Linked DNA regions of Homo sapiens: region 1 is linked to region 2. Evidence: chromatin loops called from intact Hi-C (ENCODE). Cell type or tissue: GM12878. All regions are shown on one strand. Each heading gives the region's core, and the rest is flanking DNA. Links, peaks and the distances in the headings are about the cores only.

Region 1 (9,722 bases), core at 2,343-7,342, 630 kb after region 2:
TACTTCCAAATAAATTGGATCATGAAGAATGTACTTCTTTTCTTTCTAGATGTTCCCCTCAACATTATGTCTGTAAGATTCATCCATAATTTTGTTTGTACAGTAGTTGCTTTTTAAAAAGTTAATTTATAATATTCTATTGTATGCCAATGTCACAAATTATTTACCCATCTAGGGACATTTGGGTTGTTTCAGTTTGGGGCTATTAAGAGTAAAGTGATACTGAACATTCTTGTCCAGTTTTTTGTTGCTGTTGATTTTTTTTTTTTTTTGAGACAGTCTTGCTCTGTTGCCCAGCCTGGAGTGCAGTGGCACGAACTCAGCTCACTGGAACCTCTGCCTCCTGGGTTCAAGTGATTCTAGTGCCTCAGCCTAGAGGCTGAGTTTACAGGCGTGCACCACCACTGCCTGGCTAATTTTTTGTTTTAGTAGAGACGAGGTTTCACTATGTTGCCCAGGCTGGTCTCGAACTTCAGAGCTCAATCTGCCCACCTCAGCTTCCCAAAGTGCTGGGATTACAGGCATAAGCCACCACACCTGGCTCTTGTCCACATTTTTTAGCACATGTGTACTTAGATCAGGATTTCTGGATGATAGTGTAGGCATTATGTTTAGCTTTAGTTAACACTGCCAAGGAAAATTTTAATACAATGATCTTGTAAATTTACACTCCCACCAGTGGTGTATGAGTTCCAGTCATTCAACATCCTCAACAATCTTGGTATTCTGTCTTTTTCACATAAGCCATGATGGAGGATGTGTGGTCATGATGCATTGAGGCTTTAATTTGCATTTTTTGGCTGGGTGTGGTGGCTCACGCCTGTAATCCCAGCACTTTGGGAGGCAGGGGTGGGTGGATCACCTGAAGTCAGTAGTTCAAGACCAGCCTGGCCAACATGGTGAAACCTTGTCTCTACTAAAATACAAAAATTAGCCAGGTGTGGTGGCATGCACCTGTAATCCCAGCTACTCAGGAGGCTGAGGCAGGAGAATCACTTGAACCCGGGATGGGGAGGTTGCAGTGAGCTGAGATCGTGCCACTGCACTCCAGCCTGGGCAACAGAATGAGACTCCATTAAAATAAAAATAAAAATAAAATAAACAATTTTTAAAAATTGCATTTTTCTCATATTTAATGAAGGTGACCATCTTTTATTTATCTGTATTGGGCATCTGAATATTACATTTTTTACGTCATTCTCAAGATTTTGCCCACTTTTCTAGAGTTATCACCTTTTCCTTTTATTTCTCATAAACTTTTTGGAAGAAATAATTTTAGATGTACGGAAAAATTGTAAAGATAGTACAAGGCATTCCTATATATCCCTCAGTCACTTTCAGTTAATTTTAACATTTTACATTATCACAGTACATGTGTTAAAACTTAGAAACCCACATAGGTACTAAACACTCAATACTACTATACTAAACTTCAGGCTTGATTTGGACTTCTGCAGTTTTTCCACTATAATGTCCTTTCTTCTTCCATATATCAAACCAGATTACCACATTGTTTTCTATTTATCTCATCTCTTTTTTGTTCCTTTTTTCTCCTGTCTTGCATTCTATTTTATTAATCAAGTAATTATTTTATCATTACATTTTCTCCTTTTTATTACATTATTAGTCATACTTTCTTTTTTGTTCATTTAGTAACATACATCCAGTTATCAATCTACCTTAGATCAGAAAATGTACCACTTCCCAGATAATGCAAGAATCAACTCCATTCACTCCCTTCCTGCCTTCCATGCTGTTGTTGTCATGGGTTTTAATTCTACATATAGTTTCAAACCACTAGACATTATTATTGTTATTTTTAAAGAGTCAGTGTTTATTTAAACTTACCCACATATTTGTCTTTCCCATTGCTCTTCACTTCTTCCTGCATTTCTACGCTTCCATCTAAGACCATTAACTTCCTGATGAATAACTCCCCTTGTGCTTAATTTTAACATGCATTTTCTGGCAACAATTTCTCTTCTGTTTTACTTGGATATGAAAGTGAGTTTATTTCCTCTTCATTTGTTTATTTCTTCATTTGATATATTTCTTCATTTAAGGATATTCAAATGAATATTTTCATTTCATTTTCATGTATCTGTTTCATCCTTCATTGAAGGATATTTCTTTTGAAAGGAAAACTGTCAGTTTATTGTAACTCTTTTAAAGATGATTTGTCTTGTTTTCTCTAAATATGACTCAGATTTTCTACTTATGAGTTTTTAGCTCTATTTGCCGTGATATTTTGTATTTATTCTGTTTGGGGTTTGTAGACTTTCATGAACCTGCAGTTTGAGATCCTTCACTTGTTTTTGAAATTATTTGACCAGCATATCTTCAAATATTTCTTCTCCTCCATTTCCCTCTCCTCCCCTTCTGGAGCTTCAAATAAACATATATTCAACACTTGTGCCAATTTTTATATGTACCCTATGCTACTATCTAGATTTTCCATTAATTTTCCTTCTCTGCACTTCAAACTTAACATTTTCTACTTATCTACTTTCAGCTTACTAATTCTCTATTCTGTTCTCTAATCTGCAGTTAAACTCATTTTTTTACTTCTTAATCCTCTCAGCTCTAGAATTTCCATTTGACTATGCTTTTATAGATTCTAATTTTCTAGTGATAGTCTCTATTTTTAGAATCTACTTTTTAAATCTATTAATTATAGTTAGTTAAATAACCTCAATATCCACATCACCTGTAGACCTATTGCTGATTTTTTTTCCTTTTAGCTTTTGTCATTTGGTCAAGTTCCCTGGCAAACCTGATAATTTTAGATTGAAGGCTGACATTACACATGAATGATTGTAGAGACTCTGGATGATATTATATTTCTCCAGAGAAGATTTTATTTTCTTCTGCCTAAAAGGCAGGAAATCCTGATCCAATCAGAGACTGAAATAATTGGAGACTATTTTTAAGACTTTGTGAGGGCTGATCTATTACTGATTTATCCCTATCATCAGTCATAACACTTCAGAGGTCTCATTTAAAAGCCTGGGGAATTTACTGAGATCCTTGGCAGGTTCTAAATTATAATTTTTGTTTCTCCCCAGCACTGTGAGACTGCCAAGAGCTCTGATTAGTTTTTTAGCTAAAAGGCAACTACTTTTTTTTTCTGGGTTTCTTAGCCTCTCGCTCCACACATGCCCAGTTTAAGAATTCGCTAACGACTTGAAGGGAAATGGTATAGCAAAAGCTAGGATCACTTCTCTGAAGTTCCCATTTCTTCAGGATTTTGATGCCCTTAAGTTCTGGGTACTTAACTAGCCCTGAAGTTCAATTTTGGTCTCATCTTAGTGATACTGCTGCAAACTCTAGACCTCTGATTTCTCTTCAGCCTCTATGTCCCACAAGGCAAATTAGCAAAGATTCTAAGGGCAAAAGCATTAGCAAATTCAGGACTCGCCCTCTGTTTTTCCTTTTTCTTTGAGATCCTGGCCTCTCAACTTTCAGTTACCTTGGTTATTGTCTGATGGCTTCAAACAGCTTTTATTTTGTATTTTACTGAGATTTTATATTTGGTCTCAGTGGAGGGTCTGTCTAATTCTAGGGAATTTGGATTAAATTTATCCTACTACTTTCTTAGCCAATAAGGAAGTTGAAATCAACCTTCAAATAAGGCAATATTCTGTCCCAGTTTGCCTGGGGTGGTTCTGAGTTATATCTCTTATCCCAAAATAATTACTAATTATAACTGGTGCCCCCTTTCACTCTCAAAAGTGTCCAGTATGTGCAATAAATTACGTGATTTTCCACCTCTAAAGATGATTGCACCTTCTCCCTGCTTCGATTAAAATAACTATTAAATAATTACTTAATTTGTAAAACTGAAGAATGTTATATAACTAACCAATAAAAGAAAACAGGGTTTCATTTATATTACCTGTGAATGCTTTAGAACTAGTATTTCTTGTATGTACTTGAATATTATCTGGCACATCATTCTGAATCCAACGAAACTTTTCAATTTTTAAAGATCAAGGATATTTTCACAGTGTCAAGTAGATAATCAATTCCAATGTTGAAAAACTCATCATATCACGTATGCAAACATGAATACACATATCAGTATAATATGCCCACTCACAAAAGTCACCTATTTTTCTACATGTATAATTTTCATAGCATCTTAGGACTAGAAGAAATCTTAAAGATGATTGAACTCAGCCAACATATATATATATAAAATAATTATATATATTATATATACAATCTTCTACAGATAAAGACACTGAGGTCCCACAATTTCAGCTTAGGGTGACCTAAGTAATTCATCCAACATCACAGCTAGACAGTTATCACAGCTAGATCCTAAACTGTCTTGAGCCCCAGTCCACTACAATTCCCTCACTACATACCGCCCAACCCAGATTTTTCCGATTGGTAAACTCCTCCTGCTTCTACAATAACAAACACTTCCTGTTTCTATATTCTAGTACACAACAATAAAAGGATTTGAGAAACTTTTCCTACTAGGATATAAAAGGCAAGATATCTCCTTCTCTGAATTTCATAATCTTTTATGTTTTTATTCATTAAACTTTTGCTGGAATACCCATTGGGTAGCCCCCAAGGATTTGGAGATGCAGGTGGTTCATTAAGATTCTTTGTTTATTTCAACTGGAAGAATTTACAGACTACATGATTTATTAGGTCGCTGTAGTAGATACATCTGGTGCCCTGAGTCACATCTACCCAGCCTTATATCTGATTTTAACCAGGTTGGAATAGATAATTGAATGCATTCTCAGATCTGCTTCACCTGATGACGTCTTATCTCTAGGCCACACTGAGAATCTTTACTTTCTGCCCCATGGCCATGTTGGATTCCAGCAGGAGTTTTTTGGCTTATACATATGTGCAGCGAAAGAACAGGGAGCAACCTTAACCAATGGACAGGAGCTAATGAATAAGCACTCTTGCCGCCCCACAATTGTGTGGACAATTCTGGGAGGCATCCTTCATGCTTCTTAGGATGCTCCTGTAGAATTAAGCCCTGTTGCCCACAGCAGTAGTCTTGAAACATTATCCTCATGTTTCTCCATTTCTTCCTTTCCAGTCTTGTTCTTCTTGCTCCCTTATTCCTATCCTCAAAATCATTTTATGTGGTTTGGAGATCATTTTATGTGTTTTATGTGGTTTGGAGGAACCCAAACCACATAAAACTCAAACACTAAACTCTCCTATTTACGAAATGTCCCTATGTCAAAGCCCTCTCATCTTCATTTTCATACGTGGAGGCTACACCTCCTTAGCTCCTATTTCTATGGCATGTCTGCCCAGACAATAAAGCACAACTATGATGAATGTGTTCTATTATAGTGCCATCTAGTGGCAAGGATGAATCAAAGCTCACGGCATCTAAGTGACCAAGGTATAAGTATTAAACTTCAGCACTGGTAATTTCACATTACATGAGATAGATAGATGCATTCAGGAGCAGACAGACTTACCACAATTCCATTGAAGGTCAAAAAGATAAATGTTTGTGACAGGATATTAAAATGTTGGGATAATTTTATGATACGTAGGTAACACAAGCTAAGACAATGATAAAGATAATCAAATTTCATGCATGGAAAGGCAAAAGCTAATCACCGACAAGGTCAGGTAGAGCTTTACCTCTGTGTTTTAATTTAGCTGAGCATACAGCCATATTAAACACACAAAGTTGGTTCTCACAGTACAGAAATCCGCCCCACAGTCCGGAGTAAAGAGATCTCAGAATAGAAAACATGAGTATTAACATGAAATAATAAGAGCAGCTATCATTTAATGAGTACTTATTATGTTCCAGGCGCTTTACTAAGCATTTTATCCATGTAATCTCACTTAATTTTCACAACAACCCTATGAGGTGGGTACGACTGTTATCCTCATTTTTCAGACAAAGAAAGAAAGACTTAGAAAAAATACTAAAGTTCCCAATGTCACACACCCAGTAAAGAACAGAAAAAACATTCAAATGTAGGTTTATTTGGCTAAAAAGTCTGTTCTCTTATCCATTTCATATTACATGCTGCATCATCAATCATGACTAATTCTATGCCAAGTATGTTGTTAGTGATCAGTGTTATCTATAAGGACCTTCCATTTTGGAGACAGAGTGCTGAAAACAGTCATGGCCAAATGCCTTGCCTCAGGTCATCTAGAAATCTGTGGCCTGCCTCAATTACGACTTCTTCTTGCTCACTGTACCCTAGTCAAAACATATAGTCTTCCTCTTGACTGACTTCTGCCAGCAATTAATTTATATCCTCAAGCAAAAGATCTGATTGCCTTATCTTAGACTGTATAAATGAAAATGCTATTATAAGATTTTCTACAGAAGTATTAAAACTATCTATTCCAGAGAATTAAACTCTGTGCTATCTTCCGACAGTGAGTTCAGCCAAGTTTTGGGTGATTCAGAACCCAATGGTCATCATATATGTTCCTAGCAGTTCATACCAACACAAGAGATGGATTTACCATCGCAGGGCAGAGGAGCCTGTCATAAGAGATAGAATCTCCCCAGATACGAACATGTCCCTCTTCTTAATAAAGAGGAAGGCCGGCCGGGCACGGTGGCTCATACCTGTAATCCTAGCACTTTGGGAGGCTGAGGCAGGCGGATCACGAGGTCAGGAGATTGAGACCATCCTGGCTAACACGGTGAAACCCTGTCTCCACTAAAAAAAAAAATACAAAAGATTAGCCAGGCATGGTGGCGGGCACCTGTAGTCCCAGCTACTCGGGAGGCTGAGGCAGGAGAATGGCGTGAACCTGGGAGGCGGAGTTTGCAGTGAGCCAAGATCGCGCCACTGCACTCCAGCCTGGGCAACAGAGCAAGATTCCGTCTCAACAAAAAAAAAAGAAAGAAAGAAAGAAAAAAGAAAAGAAAAAAAAAGAAAGAAAGAAGTCCAAATCTACGCATCTGACGAATGGCTAATATCCAGAATCTACAAAGAACTTAAACAAATTTACAAGAAAAAGACAACCCCATCAAAAAGTGGGCAAAAGACATGAACAGACATTCCTCAAAAGAAGACATTTATGCAGCCCACAGACACATGAAAAAATGTTCATCATCCCTGGTCATAAGAGAAATGCAAATCAAAACCACAATGAGATACCATCTCATGCCAGTAAGAATGGCGATCATTAAAAAGTCAGGAAACAACAGATGCTGGAGACGATGTGGAGAAATAGGAATGCTTTTAATCATTGTGGAAGACAGTGTGGCGATTCCTCTAGGATCTAGAACTAGAAATACCATTTGACCCAGCCATCCCATTACTGGGTATATACCTAAAGGATTATAAATCATGCTACTATAAAGACACATGCACATGTATGTTTAATGTGGCACTATTCACAATAGCAAAGACTTGGAACCAACCCAAATGTCCATCTATGATAGACTGGATTAAGAAAATGTGGGACATACACACCATGGAATACTATGCAGCCATAAAAAATGATGAGTTCATGTCCTTTGTAGGGACATGGATGAAGCTGGAAACCATCATTCTCAGCAAACTATCACAAGGACAGAAAACCAAACACCACGTGTTCTCACTCATAGGTGGGAATTGAACAATGAGAACACTTGGACACAGGGCAGGGAACATCACACACCGGGGCCTGTCAATGGGTGGGGAGCTGGAGGAGGAATAGCATTAGGAGAAATACCTAATGTAAATGACGAGTTGATGGGTGCAGCAAACCAACATGGCACATGTATACCTATGTAACAAACCCGCACATTGTGTACATGTACCCTAGAACTTAAAGTATAACAAAAGAAAGAAAGAAAGAAAGAAAGAAAGAAAGAAAGAAAGAAAGAAAGAAAGAAAGAAAGAAGGAAAAAGAAAGAAAGCAAGCAAGCCAGGCACAGTGGTTCACACCTGCAATCCCAGCACTTTGGGAGGCCAAGGTGGGCGGATAACCTGAGGTCGTGAGTTCGAGACCAGCCTGACCAACATGGAGAAACCCCATCTCTACTAAAAATACAAAATTAGCCAGGCATGGTGGCGCATGCCTGTAACCCCAGCTACTCGGGAGGCTGAGGCAGGAGAATCACTTGAACCTGGGAGGCGGAGGTTGCAGTGAGCCAAGATCGCACCATTGCACTCCAGCCTGGGCAATAAGAGCGAAACTCCGTCTCAAAAAAAAAAAAAGAAAAAGAAAAAAAGAAAGAAGAAAAAAAAGCTTCTAGATCCTGTTGAACAACCATTAGCACAATCTTGGATGAAATATGTAATCTTTCTGAGAATTAGTTTTTCATCTTTGATAAGAAAAACGAAACTAACTTCACAGACTGGTGGTGAGGATTCATCTACACAAATAGCCGAGAATAATACATCATACATAGTAATGCTTGAATGTTTTCTCTCTTCTTATATTTTTTCTTTGTTTCATAAAGAATTTGAAGTTACTTATAAAAATAATTTCACAAAATGTTACCTATCTTCCTCCTTCCTCTGGTCCAATAAAGACAAATTTTTGCAGCAAGTTGAACACTGGAGACCTATAGGGCTCCAGAAATAAATACTTTTGAAATATCTGGGCTTGCCAATAGAGGACAATTTAGCAATATCTAACAACTTACAAATGCAAATGCTGCTTGATCTAGCAATTTCACCTGTGGGAATTTATCCTAGAGATAATTGATTTATGTATAAGCCTATTCATTGCAGCATTAATTTTAATAGGAAAAGATTTTTTAAAATCTAAATGTCCATCAGTATAGGATTGGTTATATAAATTATGGTTCATGGTATTCCATATAAGGAAATAATATGCAGCTTGAAAAAATTCCTGGATATATTTCTAAGTGAGAAAAGCACAGTACAGAATATTATGTATGATATACTACCATTATATGGAAAAGGGGGAGTAAATGAGTATACATTTATATTTGCTTGTACACATGCATAAAGAAACTCTAGAAAGACACCCCAAAAATGTGTGTTTTCTGGTGGGCAGGGGGAAAACTGGATCCGTGGGTGACAAGGGTAGAAAGGAGGTTTTTACTCTATTTCACTTTTTGTTAAGCCAATGCAAAAATTGAAGAAAATAGTTGAATTTTTCAAATGTTTAACTTGGCTTTTATCTAAGTTAAAAATGAGATAAGAAGAGCATGAAGTATGCCATCTTATTCCACATAGCTTCTAATAGACAAATAGAGGTACTGAGTCGTAAACTACTAGATTTTTTCCATGTAAAGATCATCATCACATCCTGGAAGCAGAGAGCTATCCATATCTATAACTATTTCCACTATTTCTATTTTGATCACTATTTGATTTTTCTGATGCTCTTCCAATAAGAGAATAATACAGTAGCTATTCATAGGTCGAACATAGTTTCACCAGTGACTTCTAACATAATGCTAACACATGCCACATGCCCTTTCGCTCCTCCTAAGGCAAATGTGTGACCCTTAATTTTGACTATGAATCACATTACTAATTTTTGAAAATATCAAAATCTTACACTTATAATCAAACAGAACTCAGAGAACCACAGGGTAAACACTCTACTTACAGAGTTTTATTTAGTGAGTAATTACTTATTTAAACTCTTCTTTTTCCACTTCATGTGTATCACTCCAGCGAAAGGAAAATTAATTCTTTCTTTTAGAACATTGGAGATGGTCATTCCCTGACTTTTATAAATATACATTCACCAATATGACTTAAAAATGTTAAAAACTGACTTATTGA
Region 2 (9,722 bases), core at 2,028-7,027:
ATCATGAATCAGTCTCACAAGATCTGATGGTTTTTAAAATGGGAGTTTCCCTGCACAAGGTCTCTCTTTGCCTGCTGCCCTCCATGTAAGATGTGACTTGCTCCTCCTTGCCTTTAGCCATGATCATGAGGTCTCTCCAGCCATGTGGAACAGTAAGTCCAATAAACCTCTTTCTTTTGTAAATCACCCAGTCTCCGATATATCTTTATCAGCAGTGTGAAAACAGACTAATACACCTCCCAGCTCTGCTCCTGCAAATAAAGTCCCCCAGCCAAACAACCCTCCCTGTCATGTGAACCAGGCATGGTTCCTGCTTATTCCTCTTATTCCGGAGTAGTGGATTTCAGTTTCCTGCCAGCCTGCAGAATTATTCAGACAAGCCGACTTCATCCTCCCATAGAAACAGGGATAATCCCACCCCTCTTAATACTAAAGCCTTCTTCCCACATCCCCTGATTGCTCACTGTGTTCCCAAGTGCAACTCCCACGTGGACCTGTGTGGCACTCAGGGTCCTTCCTCCCTGGGCTGTGAGTATATGTGACTAACAAACTGCTGTCTCACTGGTCCAGTGTTGTTCAGTCATCTTTCTAACCCTAGGGTGGGACCCTTTCTCACCAACCAGGTAAGTCGAGAGTGGTTAGAACAACAGAAGACACCAGAGTGTTTACTGTGGAAGTAACATGGGTGAAATGCTTCACTTTAATAACTACTGGCTTTATTACAACTGAAGAAATCTGAGAAATGGATGATTACTCTTTTCTAATTTTATATAGGAGGAAACTGAGGAACAGAGAGGTGTTCAATGGATACTTAGAGTGAGACAGCACCAAATTATTTTTCTCACTTTAATGTTGCATTGTTCTCAAATATTTTTTTTACAAGATCCTTTCCAGATGCTTCTATGAGAATCACATATATCCAGTATTTACAGAAAGCCATTGCAAGCAATAAGGAAAATCCAAAAAGCAAAATATGGGCAAAGGATAGGAACAGATAATTTCCAAAAGAAGAAATAGGAATGCCAATGATGGCATAATGTCCAACCTCACTATGAATCAAAGAAATTCAAACAAAAATTACAACAAATATTTTTGTCCCTTTTTGGTTGAGAAAGCTTTATACTACCCACTGTTGGTGAGATTTTAAGGAATTGGAGATGCTCATACACAGATGGGATAAGTAGAAATCAGTATCTCTCTGAAAGGCAGGGTAGCAACTTTCTCAAAATCTTTAATGGTAGTATTTTATGAAAAAAAAATTCATTCGTAGGATTATATCCAAAGGAAACAACTTGTGAAATTCATAAATGTATATGGATGAGAATGCTTATTCATTGTTTTTTTATAATATAAAAAAACCAGAAACAATCTAAATGCCCATCAAAAGGGGATAGGCTAAGTAAGTTGTGGTACACCTATAAAATAGAATACTATGCAGTCTTTTAAGTGGAAGATGTAGATGTATATTTATCAACATAGGAAGATGATATTTGGTTTTAAAAACTAGGTTATAAAGCTGCAGGTGGAAGAGTACACATATTATGTAAAATGTTTATAAAATTTTGTGTTTTTCTACGTACACGCATAATGAGACATTTGTTGGGAAATTTGCAAAGTTTTAGTATTCCATAGTCTTCAAATTTCAGGTGAGTCTTACTCTCTTCTTTAGTTTATCCCAAAGGCACATATCAGTAATCAGGAAATAAAAGGTTGTTTTCACTGGGGGTGGGGGAACACATGGAGAGGAATGAATAGGTCACCTCAAAAAGAAAGCATACTTCAGGAAGAACTTACACAAATTACACAACATACTTTGCTTTTGCACTTATTTTTTATTTCCCAACAGATAACACGTGAAATTCCAGAAAGGGGAGAATCAATTGTGCATTCGATTTTTCACAGGGAGCTCATGAAACTAAGGCTTCTGTGCAGCAGCAGGGCCATGGAGTGGAAACTGGAAGGCGACTGGGGTCAGTAGGTGCTGGCCAGTCCCTCTCTGATTGAAAAGGACATGTGAAGGGTGCCAAGTGAGACCTCCTCTCCAAGTTCTCAACAATGGCTACTTTTTTGCGTTTTATTTTGTGAACAATTCGAACCCACAACCCTGGATACATTCCACTTGTGTAGGTTTCCCCTTCAGACAGCAAATGCTGCTGTTTCCAAATCCAATCATGAGTGTTTGCTGTTGGAGCGCTTGGTGTAAGGCATGTGTGTCCTATAAAATATGTTTCTCAAAACTTAACTTTTTAAGAAATCAGTCACTGGTTTATCTCCCAATTCTATCACCCAGAAGAAGAGAAAGATGCCAAAACAGATCCCACAGAGAGTTTCATTCTGAAAAACAGACATTTAATGTAGTTATTCTGAAAAAAATACAAACTGTATTATGTCACTTTAGAAATTTCAAAATAGAGATCTCTAGGTATCCCGTTAGGCATCTGTCGTGCTCCCAATTACATTACTTTCGACAGCCCTAAGAGAAGCAATATTTATTGGCCTACTAAGTCTTTAAGAATGCAAAACTTAACCCATCTGGAACTAGTTGTGTTGTTGGCTCCAGGGTTCCTTACATCAGAACAAATTCAGACATAAACTCTGGGACAGTTCTTGAATATTGCATGAAGGTGAGTTGCAGGCATTCACACAACACAGCATTGTCTTTTAAAGCATTTTTATAAAGCAGATCCAAAGGCTGGCAAACCTTTCCTTCACCATAAAGGAAATCTAGGCTAAAGGGGAAAATAAGAAGTTTATGAACTATTAAAAAAATAAAGCTGTGGAGTTAGGGAGTTATGGATTAGGTTCCAATCCATTAATTCTTTTATTCTCTGGCAGAGCTGGCTGAAGATGTGCAGCCCTCTGGCGGGTAACAGAAACATTCATGTCCAGAACAATCACAAAAAGGGAGAGAAATGGCTGGCAGAGCAGAGGGCGGATCCACTCATTTGGATGTTAATTTATACAGAAATCTGGAATTCAATAATCTCACATCCCCCAGGTAAGGGAGCGATCCACTCTCCAATTTCATTTGGGAGTTCTATTACATTAAGCAATATTCTGTTTGGCCAGACATGCCATTCTTCTCTTGAAGGAAATTAATTTCTTGATTCTTCCATCTAATAATCTAATATAATCCCAAGTCAGTGCTTTAAGTTTTCTCATGACACTACTAGACAAAATAAACTCTGAAGTACCTCTTGTGGGAACTCACAAGATACAGATGAAAACAAAAGAAGAAAGTAAAATTGAAGAGGGTGAGGCCAGGGACAATTAGGTATTGAACTGCCTGCCCTGCCTCTGACACATGATACATGTGATTTGTTAAGACGATTTTCTATCCTTAACTCTTCACTAAGTAGGGCTGCTTTACAATTTCCATAGGAAATTTATTTTTAAGTATGTAAGGCCTGTGAACAGGATAAATAAAAGATTACAAGGAAAAAAAAAAGCAGTGATTTCTGGTTGTTTAAAAGGCAACTCAACAAGCCTTTCCCAGCAAAAGGAAAAGGTCAGGATCAATAAAAGGGCCTTTCCTTTGGGAGGAGATCTGTTTTCAATTTAACAAAAATAAATCCTTATGGTGTAGTCTTCTGAAGACCAAGGAAACATCAAGCTATACAAGGGATCTGGCCTTACCAGGATAAGAAAACTTCTTCATTTGATATTCTCCAATAATATCAAAACAAAGTAAACTGTACCCACTTTGCACTCTTTCTCGGCCCCCTGCCTGTTAGTGAAAGGCCAGTTAACCTGAAAAATGAAAACCAGCTCTTAAATGTAAAGATGATACTACTCATTGATGCAATGTTATCCTGATAGTGGCTTTTCAGAGATATCATCTTAAGCGTGATATCAACAGGGGGAATCTCACATACGAGTAGAGGCTGGTTTAGAAAAATCCTGCAGGATATGGAGTGTCTTTGGTGACAGAAGTCATACTCTTAAAGGTATCTTGGTCAAACTCATCATCTCTTACTCTTTTTATATTAGCCGGGCGTGGTGGCACATGCCTGTAATCCCAGCTATTTGGGAGGCTGAAGCAGGAGAATGGCTTGAACACAGGAGGCAGAGGTTGCGGTGAGCTAAGATCGCGCCACTGCACTCCAGCCTGGGTGAGAAGAGTGAAACTCTGTCTCAAAAAAAAAAAAGTACTGGCTCAACTACTATGATGAGAAGCTTTTGGGAGATACTCAGTGGTAATGTCAGCCTTATTTTCTGTGGCAAATCTGAATCTTTGCTGCCGTAACACAGTTGTTTTCAACATTTACCCTTTCTACACTCATAGGCACACACACAATTTTAACTGATGAATTCATAGAATTCATAAACCTGACAGTGTCCCATTGCTGGAACCTTAGTCATACCCATTCCTAGCTCTTGCTAACTATAACTTCTCCATTTTTCCTTCCTCTCAAGAAAGTATATTAGATTGCAAGGTTGCAAGAGAGTAAGAGTCTTAACCTTAAATATGCTTTCATTTATTAGAAAAAAGGAAATCATCTGCATCCTTCAGCAATTTAAATATTATTAGAGAAAAACCTGGTGGGATTCAGCATCAAAGTTATTCTCCTTTCTGGCATGACCTCCTCTCAGCACTTCTTCAAGTATATAAATCCTACCAATACCTCAAGGTCCATCTACTCTGTATTCTGAAAATACTCCAATCTCCTCTCCCTGGAATCTACCAGGACTCTCAAACTCAAGTGTTTTCCAGCAGTCAGGAAAGTTAGTTGCATGCTGCAGGCCAATTTTCAGGCATGTGTGTTTACTGGATGAGTGATGAGGACATGACAACAGAAGAGAACACGTCCTCCCTGAAGGGGGCAGCAGCCAGTCAGTCCCATCCCATTGCTGTCAGGTGGGAATGCAGGCCCATAGCTACCCGATCTTCCAATGTTTTAAGATAAGTCGAAAATCTGCATTCTATGGATAATATCTCAACTTCAAATGTTGGCTCACTTAGGATGACAATGACTCTGTGATCTGCATTGGACCCATGGAACCACTAATTTGCAACCTCTGGTTTCTACAAAACATGAAGCTGACTGATAAATGACAAGCTTGTGCCATTTATCAGCAAGTGTTTGCTATTTCACATCATCAGTCACATCAGTATTTCAGAGAGCCATAAATAAATGTATAAGTTATAGGTAACAAAAATAAAGCAGGGCTTTAACTTAATTATCTTTAATTTAGCTTATTTAAAGTTTCAAATAACATGTAAAGAGGGCCTGAGATATTTATATTTAGAAATTTAGAGACATTGGTTAAATAAGTTAAGGAACAATGAGCCAGACTCTGAAGTCCCAGCAAGGAGGGACTGTATCTTTGTTTTATTCAGTACCTATCAAGAGTGCTAAGTACACAGGTTTGAATGGAACTGATTTGAATCATTTAAGGAAAAAGGTTCCAGACAAACATTGCATGCATTAGAAACTGAGTATTTCCCGATTAAACATACACCACCCTTACATTTCCAAAGTGTCAGCAAAGCATTCTGTTCTTTGGTCAAATCTTGTAAAAGCCACTTACTCCTAAATATTTTTACTTTGTAACCTTCACCGTTCCAAGTTCATCTAAAAGAATAAAGAAAATACCTGGCACAGAGAATGCATTCAAAGTGTATTAGTTAAATTTCACTAAAAAGAAGTAAACAAAAGACAAAAAACTTCAATGCATCTTGATTCTCTGTAGAGAGAGCACCTTGTGGCTTGGGCTTCTTCTATCAAACACATACCCACACCTTTTTGTCAGATAAACTCATTTGGTTTTTCTTGTGTAATGGGGTGAGTATTGTACAAGGTTTCAATGCCTTTTTTTTCCAACTCACATTGTCCCTTAGAAGCTCGAAGTACTAACAAAGTGCTTCACCACACAAAAGTGCTGTCTACATTTGTCTGGCAAATACGATGCCAAACGAAAAGCCTGATGAGTCTGCAATTCGTCATGGGCATGATCAAGCTCCAGGCTGCTTCCACCAGAGAGCAAATTCAACATTATAAAGGAAGTGTGGACAGGAAAGCCTTCCAGCAAGATTCTCAGAATATGGACATGAGATTCAAAGACTAATAAAATGGGTTGGGGAGACGGTATTGATGAAGAAGCAGCCGGAGAGGAAAAAAGGAGGATTTGAGCAGATGTCTGTCACTAAAGAAAGTGAAAGACACAGAGGAAAGAGAAGATCTATGTTATCACCTGTGATCCTAAAACAACTCTAGGAATTAGGCCGCATTATCCTTGCTTTTATAGAGGAAGAAAATGTGGAACAGAAAAGCTGAATAACTTGTCACAGTCTTACCCAGCCAATTAGTGGCTTAACTGGAGTTTGGCCAGGTCTTTTTGTCTGTATAGCACAAACCTTGTGACCACACAGCACTAACTTCCAATAAGTCACCCAAAAAGTCAGCTGCATGTAATTAGCTCTGCTGTGAAACTATGGACTGGGGAAAGGGCATTGTTCATTTGTTAGCTTAATTTTTGTTAAAGGCATACAAGACCAACCACAAAAAAAGAAAAACAAAAACAAAACAAACAAACAACAGCAAAAAAAAATCAGCCAGAGCTGTAGAAAATCAACTCTGTCATTAGTAAGTATATTTTATTCAAGTATGTGTTATTAATATATTTGAGATCTCCCAAATACTAAAGAGATAGAAATTTAGATACATTGGAGATAAACTTCAAGTAAGCTATTTTTTCACTATTGCATAAATGGGAAGATATTTTCATTGAAAATAATGTTCCTTTACTCAATCACCCAATATTTATTGAGAAACCACCTGGGCCAGACATTGTTCTGAATTCTGAAGATCAGAGAGTGAACAAGAAGCAACTGACTTTGTTTTGTTTACAGTTCAGATTGAACAAAGCAATGGCAACAGAGAAAGAAAGAGAAGCCATTTATGGTTTGTGATAAATGCTGTGAAGGAAATATTTTCTGATAGAGAATGAATGGAAAACTTCCTTTAGGCAAAGAGGACAGGAAGGGCCTCCTTAGGTGATTGTGTCTAAATGAGTCAAGCATGTCGAGGGTTGAAGAAAGGGTGCTGCAGGCAGAGAGATAAGAGTATGCTAAGAGCCGGTGAGGACACTGAACTTAGCTCTTCCTGGGAAGTGGCAGCCCCTTGAGTTGGTGCAGTGACCAGGGTGGACATGTGTAGTATAAGCTTCAGGGAAGAGGTGAGTAGAAACCAGCCAGCCCCTCATGGGTCTGGTATACCACTAGAGTGCGTTTGGAATTAATTGTAAGCACAAGAGAAAGCTGTTGAATGATTCAGTCTTCAACAAGGGAACAACATGAACAGATTGGTGGTTTTATTTTGGCTGCCATGTGAAGAATGGATGACACGACACTCGCATAGAAGTGGAAGACTAGTCTAGAGTTTGGAAGATAGCACTTGGACGTCCTGCTGGATGCCTGCCATTACCCTCTGGATCTGCCCTCCACCCTTTCCTCGCCTGTTGCCTGCCTCAGAGGCTGGCTTACATGGACTACGGCCCAGGGCTCTCTAGCTTCCAGTTAGTTTGGTCAATGGGAAACCCCAGCCAGAGATCAGAAGGGAGGAGAAAGAACTTAGGATATTAGTCCCTCAGCACCCTGTCACCTCCAAGCAGAGTTTCTCACAGGTTGGTTGTATCCCACCACCCAGGGCTGCTGGTCCTTCAGGTGGCCTCTGCCAAGGGGCCTGTCACACAGCTCTCCCTCAGGTCCCAATAACCTTCCCTCTCCTATGCCTCTTTCCTCCCCTTTACCCTTCAGGAGTTGAGTAGCATCAGAAAACGCTGCAGCTAGCCCCAAGGTACTGCACTCTGTCTTGTAGTTTGAAAATGCTACCTTTGTTAAACTCTAGTCAAATTACCCAATGTATGGATGCCATCTGTTTCCTGTGGGGCTGACTGATACAGGAAGAGAGAAGCAAGATACTATTTTGACACGTTCAGTTACTGTGATCCTTGAGTAACATTCTGTTTAGCTTGAGTTCATATAACTCAAAAGGTTATCAAGGAAATCTTACACCCTTTTACCTTTTTAGGAGAAGCAACAAATTCACCAAAGAGGTAAAATGCCAAAATCATGGGCGTGCGGATTCAGAAAATAAAATAAGCATTAGTGGTCATCAGTATTTGATTTCAGGCCAATTGTTAGAGCTGTCGCTTAAAAATTTAGATGTACATTTCTCATTCCATGTTTCATTTATTCAATCAATGTTTATTGAGTGCCTACTACTTGCAAGGCACTATTTTATGAACTAGACATAGAGCAGAGACCAAAACAAAATGCCTACTCTCTTGGAGCTTACATTCTGGGGGAGAATCAGAAAATAAACAACTCAATGATATCTTATGTGCTTATAAGAAATGGTTAACAGGAATAGAGAGTGGGAGATCAGCAAGAGGACTGCTGATTTATAAAAGACAGAGTAGGCCTTTCTTAAAAGGTGATAATCTGAGCAGAGATCTAAAGGAAAAGATGAAGCAAGCTACGGCGATGTCCAGGGCAAGTGTGTTCTGGGGGCGGAAATCATGAGATGACGAGGTGTGGGTGGCACTTTTGAGTACCAGTAGAAGGCCAGTGCCACTGTAGCAGAGGAAGTAAGGAGGACATTGGCAGCCTATGCAATCAGGGAGACGGCAGGGACAAGATGAATAGCCTCAAGAACTTTGGCTTCTATTTTGAGACAATAAGTTTTTATGGTTTTGAGTAGAACAGTGATAGGAATTGATTTAGGTTCAAGGGGCTCATTCTGGCTACTGTGTTGCAAATAAGGTGGCAAGGATAGAAATAGAGAACACTTACGCAAAAGTCTAGAGCAAAGATGGTGACTTAGACCAGGGTTGTAGCATTTATATTTGATATGCCATTTAAATATCCAAGGGAACATGAGTAGGCATGGGATGTGTAACCGAAGTCTAGAGTTGAAAGAAGAGGTCTAAGCTAGAGATAGAGATTTCGAAAACATCAGTATTTAACCTTGACAGTGGATGAGATTTTCTAGGAAGTGAGGAGAGCATTAAGAGACAAGTTTTTAAGGATGGAGCCCTGAGTCATTACAGATTGACAGATCAGAAAGAGGATGATGACCAGCAAGGAGACCAAAAAGGCCAGTGTGGTTAAGTGGGAAACCAAGAGGGTGTGGTGTCCCCAAAGCCAACTGAAAAAAAAGTATGTCACGAAGGAGGAAGTGATCAACTGTATCATGTACTGCTGATAGATCAAGTAAGAATAGAACTGAGTAGAAAAATGGATTTGGCAACCAAGGGGCCATGGATGACCCAGACAAGTGCATTCTGAGAAGCGGTGGGGATGAAAGTGGGATGGAGAGAACATGTGCAGGCAACTCCTCTGATGTTCTTTGCTGTAAATGGGAAGCAGAGAAACGTGGGAGCTGGAATGAATTATGCAGGCTTCTTTCTTTTTTTCTTTTCCCTTCCTTCCTTCCTGCTTTCCTTTTTTCCTTCCTTCCTGCTTGCCTTTCTCCCTTCTTTTCTTTCTTCCTTCCTTTATCTTTCTTTCTTTTCTCCCTCTCTTACTCTCTTTATTTCTTTTCTTTATCTCTTTCTCTTTCTTTCCATTTCTCTCTTTCCTTCCTTTGTTCTTTTTCTCTCTCCTTTCGTTCTTTCATCTCTTTAGTTTAGAGACACTACAGCATCTTCATATCCTCTCAGAATTGTCTAGTAGGGAGAGGAACCCAAATGATGCAGGAGAGAACAGATAATTGCGG

Evidence for each region. A loop is a pair of places that touch in the nucleus more often than their neighbours do. Peaks named below come from ENCODE experiments on the same cell type or tissue, not always from the same donor. Only the 100,000 strongest peaks of a DNase experiment are listed, where the experiment ranks them.
Region 1: a loop joins it to region 2, with 5 times the contacts of the local background. A loop is called at or near these places in 7 of 110 quality-filtered maps.

The regions. Positions count from the first base shown.
Region 1 is chr3:61,376,633-61,386,354 of GRCh38, forward strand. The region is part of intron 3 of LOC105377114 (a long non-coding RNA gene); the gene reads right to left. Among named protein-coding and RNA genes, the nearest start is that of FHIT, 130 kb to the left of the region's middle. RefSeq lists a silencer at 5,222-5,291. In GM12878, for the core only: a CTCF peak has its summit at 5,344 (motif pointing left); a DNase peak (open chromatin) is centred at 5,299.
Region 2 is chr3:60,750,496-60,760,217 of GRCh38, forward strand. All of the region lies in intron 4 of FHIT (fragile histidine triad diadenosine triphosphatase), which reads right to left. Among named protein-coding and RNA genes, the nearest start is that of MIR548BB, 140 kb to the left of the region's middle. In GM12878, for the core only: a CTCF peak has its summit at 4,832 (motif pointing right); no DNase peak of the experiment used is centred there.